2 separate regions of the Homo sapiens genome follow, and region 1 is linked to region 2. A link is a loop called in an ENCODE intact Hi-C map of the cell type or tissue named here. Cell type or tissue: MCF 10A. All regions are shown on one strand.

Evidence for each region. Hi-C counts contacts between places; a loop is a spot of excess contacts. Peaks named below come from ENCODE experiments on the same cell type or tissue, not always from the same donor. Only the 100,000 strongest peaks of a DNase experiment are listed, where the experiment ranks them.
Region 1: it touches region 2 in a loop (6-fold over the local background); 2 of 110 quality-filtered maps call a loop at or near these places.

What each region holds. Positions count from the first base shown.
Region 1 is chr14:57,832,513-57,835,012 of GRCh38, reverse strand. The region is part of intron 1 of SLC35F4 (solute carrier family 35 member F4); the gene reads left to right. Among named protein-coding and RNA genes, the nearest start is that of SLC35F4, 32 kb to the left of the region's middle. In MCF 10A, no CTCF peak of the experiment used is centred here; a DNase peak (open chromatin) is centred at 1,522.
Region 2 is chr14:57,747,302-57,749,801 of GRCh38, reverse strand. All of the region lies in intron 1 of SLC35F4 (solute carrier family 35 member F4), which reads left to right. Among named protein-coding and RNA genes, the nearest start is that of SLC35F4, 120 kb to the left of the region's middle. In MCF 10A, no CTCF peak of the experiment used is centred here; DNase peaks (open chromatin) are centred at 341 and 1,301.

The DNA of each region.
Region 1 (2,500 bases), 85 kb before region 2:
CTGTTACCCAGGCTGGAGTGCAGTGGTGCGATCTCGGCCCACTGCAATCTCTGCCTTCTGGGTTCAAGCAATTCTCCTGCCTCAGCCTCCTGAGTAGCTGAGATTACAGGCATGCACCACCATACCTAGTTAATTTTTGTAGTTTTAGTAGAGATGGGGTTTCGCCATGCTGGCCATGCTGGCCATGCTGGTCTCGAACTCCTGACCTCAGGTGATCCGCCTACCTCGGCCTCCTAAAGTGTTAGGATTACAGGCATGAGCCACTGTGCCCGGCCTATTTTGGTTCTCTGAGAAGCAATTTTTATACTGACATGCTGGATAGGAAGGATTTGATCTAAAAATAACATTGTTCTTTCATCATACTGGGACTTCCATTAAGTGAATGACGGTTTAGTTATACCATTGTCCTTTCTAACACCTGTCCTAATATCTCCCCTCCCTTCACTGGCAACAGAAATTAGGTACCAGTTCTACTGAGATGTTTTGCAATTGTCATCATTTTACTTTGTAAGCAAAAAGCATGTTTTTCTTTGTATTTCAAACTAAGGAATGCATGATTACCACTTTGGACCTCCTTGTGAGCATAAGATTTTACACTATTTGCACTGTAATAATTTATGACATTTTTATAGCTTACTGTTAGGGCTTGTACAAAGTAGAAGGAATGAATCTGTAGAGAAAAAAGAAAAAAATGAACACACCAATGTGCTGTAGTTATTCAGTGAAGTGCAAAATCTTGCAGGAGTTAGTTTTGTTTGAAACAGATTTTACTTCTCAGTACCCACTCTTTCTCAATTTTTACCAACTCAGTCCTTTTGGTGTTGACATTTTGTACTCTGGAGTTTTAAGATGTCATGCTTCATGACTTGTTCTCTGGGAAAGTGTTTCTTCTTGAAATGTCGGGTTGCTCTCATCTTAGGTGGAGTTTGGGGTCAGCCTTTGTTATTATTTTAATTTATAGACTTTTAATAATGAGGGTTGTTTCATTTGTGTTTCACTTAATTCAGCACAAGGTTTTGTAAATAGCCTCAGATTTATTTTAACATGTGAAGAGAGGGAACAAAAAGATTCCTATGGTAAAATTAAACATTTTCTCAAATTGAGGCTGTTGCTTGGTTTCTGTTCTTGTTAACGTGCATTTAAAAAATTATTTTCTGTGAAGCTAGTCTTCATAAAGGTGATTTGTGAATATATGAAAATGCAAGAGATGCACTAAAGTTGCAGTCTCCATGGTATATTTAAATATGCCAACAGCTACCCTAATGAGCAAATTTAGCATTTATCCAAATTGGAAAGCCAACGGGAGATTAGCTATGGCCATGGCTGGAGTCTGTATTCAAATATTCATTTGATATTGGTTGTAACTCCGGTGTATCCTCCTGATGTTGTGGATAGATTTATGCCTGTCAATTGAGGAGAGCATTTCTCACTCTCTGATATGCATCTGAGTCACCCAGGGGAGGTTTTTTGAAGTGAATGTCTCCCAGGCCTTGAGCCCCAGAGATTCTGAGTCAGTCATTCTGGGACAGAGCCCAGTCTTCTGTGTTTTGATTCATCAGAATCACCTGGGGAGCTTTTACAACATACCGATGGCTGGGCTCTATCCCAAAACACTGACTCAGATCCTCTGGGGGTGCAAAGCCTGGGTAATCTGTACTGATTTTCAGAAAAGAATGAAAATACCAAAATTATCTAGCAGAGATGGTCCTTTACAAGCATCATTTAATGTCACAGGATGTGCAGAGCTAGGGATAGGGTTAAGGTAATCTCATTAGGGACCGTGAAAGAATATGAGAATTCTGTCTGTCTTTAGTGAGATTGCCTTGCGATTAGATGATAACAAGGATGATGATGGTGACAATGACAACAACGTGACAGTAAGCTTTATACCAGTCATGCTTTTACTAGCTCTAAATAGAGAACTTTTGTTCTTGTTCTTTATGCATATGTGATTTTAGTTTGCCTAATTAATGTTATTTCAGGGACACCTGCTCTCGTGTTCCTACAATATTTATCATTAAAGAAATGAACAAATTCTCTAGCAATTATGAGGACTTGGAAAGAATAAAAGTACCCTGGGTCGTGTTGGCTAGGCTGACAGAAAATAATACCTGAAATATTTCACCACGTTTTCTCAAGGGCAAATTTACTGTAATGTGAAAAAATTTTTTATCAGTGAGTGTAATTTTACACATGAATTACAGTTCCAGCATTCTATTTTCAATTGCTATGTTTACTGCATCAGAAATGTATAGGGAATTTGTGTTCTCTTTTCCCTCATCTCATTTGTAGAGCCAGAACATGCAAAAATTGGAGTTGGTAAAAGTATTGTGCTAGGAAGATCAGGACTTTAGTTATCATTCTCTGTTTATTGTTTCTAATAAATTGTATTGTATATATTTGAGGTTTACAACACAATGTTATGGGATACATATAGATAGTAAAATAGTCCTGTCATAAAGCAAATTAACATGTCTATCATCTCACATAGTTACTTCTT
Region 2 (2,500 bases):
ACATGCCCACTCTCTATGAAATAATTAAACATGTTAAGAACTGACCTTGGTGAAAGAACAGCATAGTTGGTGTCATGGTCACTAGTCTGAGGACACCTTGATAAGTCCCCAAAGGAGGCTCTATAGGGCTTGGGCAGCTTCTGAGAGGCTGGTCACCTTGTATCTGCCCTGTACCAGGGACAAATGGGAAGCAGAGTACATTTATTACACCTTTAAACTTCAACTGCAAAGCCTAGTGCTTTTTAAGCTATCTGTAGGGAAAGACCCATTTGTTTTTTTTTTAAACCCGTCACAGACCCATGCATGGTACTGCTGTGTATGATCAGTATGTATTGAGTCATGTGGGAGTCACCCTGCAAGTTTGGCATTCTGCACTGGCCGTTGTTTTGTTTAATGAGACAAATCCGCTGATCATTCACTTGGATGTCACATTAATGTCAAATTGCTATGAAAGTTTCTGAATGGTTACTCCCAATTTTTATACTTAAGTTGCAGTCTGGTAACAGATACTTTGGGTGGCACTGTCCTGTCCTATCGTGATCCTATCCCCAAACAAAAAGGATGACAACAGCAGTAAAATTTAATGAGAATAAAATTTCAATCACAAAAAAAAGGACATTTGGAGAGTATTCATACCAACCTGTTTCTACTGTCCTGTGTTTTATATATAATTCTTGGCATCACGGAGTTGAATATTGATGTCAGGCATATCTATTAGTATATTTGAACCCAAGCTCAGCTGCTTACCAGCTCTGTATCTGTTGGATAAGTTTTTCTCTGGGCCTTTGTATCTTCATCTGTAAAATGTGAACCTTCAGACCCACAACAGAGTTAAGATGAAGGTGAAATACCTTGTGTTTGTGAAGTACCTAGCACAGTGCCTAGGTAGGAGCTAGTAAAGAGGTTTGTTTGATATTGTCTATTTTGGAATTTACAGTCTAAACTTTGCAATTTTAGTTGACTCTATATGCAGCTATACACATGGCTTTTCTCTACACTATACACATTGCTTTTCTCCTCTAATTCCAAAATAGCCTTTCCATTTGAGCTTGGACTAGATTCATTATATTTAGATGCAACAATTCTAATTGTACCTTAATTTAAAAGTTCTGGATATCTTCAGGCCTAGTTTTAAGTAAAATATACACTCTAGACAGAATGCTGAAATAAGACAAAGGTTCTCAAAACTTAGTACTGTATAAATAAAAATTTCTTTGGTATCTTGTTAAAATGCAGATTTCCAGATCCAGTCTTTGGCATCTCTGACTCATGACTCAGCTGTTGTTGAGTGAGGCCCTGTTTAAGCAATACCTGGCCCCCACTTGCAGATGATTCTGATGCAGGTGGTTCCTGAATCATACCTTTAAAAAAAACCCACTGTAGCTATAAAAGGGTAGTGTGAGGGATCCCTGTATTGAAACTGTTCTATATCTTGACTGTGGCGGTAAATATATGAACCTATACATGTGATAAAAATTGAGTAGACTAAATACACACATACATACACACCATCTGGATTGTCAATATACCATGGAAGCAGTCCCAGAATTCAGTATTTGGGGCTCCAATAGTCTATATTCTTGATTTTTCTAACCTACCAGTGAAAAACTCAAGACAGTTTTTCTGTATTAAACCAAAAAATTAACCAACTGCTGGCTTAGTCAAGCTGGCTTCATTAGATTTCTATGATGTTTTCTTGGTCATGTATAGAGTTCTACAACTTGAGCCTAAAAATAAAATGCTTTCAATTTTCCATGTGCAGGCACTCCATCATTTTTAGTTAAGTGGATGGATTAAATGTACTGTTTAAGTACACTGGGGAAAGTAAATGCTCCTAAAAGTGAATTGCTTTCTTTACTGAAATAGACTTTTGTTCTTGAAGCCTAGGCAAGACATTCTTTTCTATCAATAATTTAAATCTAACTAAGAACATTCAGGGATTTTGGGCCTCTGCCTTTGGCAGCTGTCATTTTCATGTGAATATGTCAGCTTTTATACAATTAACTTGTATATAATTATGCAAAAAGTAGTTGGAGTTGAATATTTAATGACATCAAGAAATTACTATAAATGTTTTTAGGTAGCATAATAGTATTGCAGCTAGGTATAAGAATAGAATTCTAATCTTTTAAAGAGATATTCTGAAGTATTGATGGTTGAAGTGATGTAATGAAATGAGATTTGCTTCAAAATAATCCAGAAGCAGGGAAGTAGTTAGCAGAATAGATGGAGCAAGATTGCCCAAGGGTTGCCAATTGTTGGAGCTGGATGGTGGGTACATTAGGGTTCACAATACCATACTGGGGGTTCATCATACCCTTTTCTTTACTCTTGCATCCTATTTGAAATGTTTCATATGAAAATATTTTTAAAAGGTAGTCAAAATTAGAAACACCCTTAGTAATATACTTAAGACATAGTCCAATCTTTTGGTTATGTTTATTGCAAAGGTAGGCTAACCCAGCAAATACTTCACGTTTTCATTCAATTTGTCACTGAG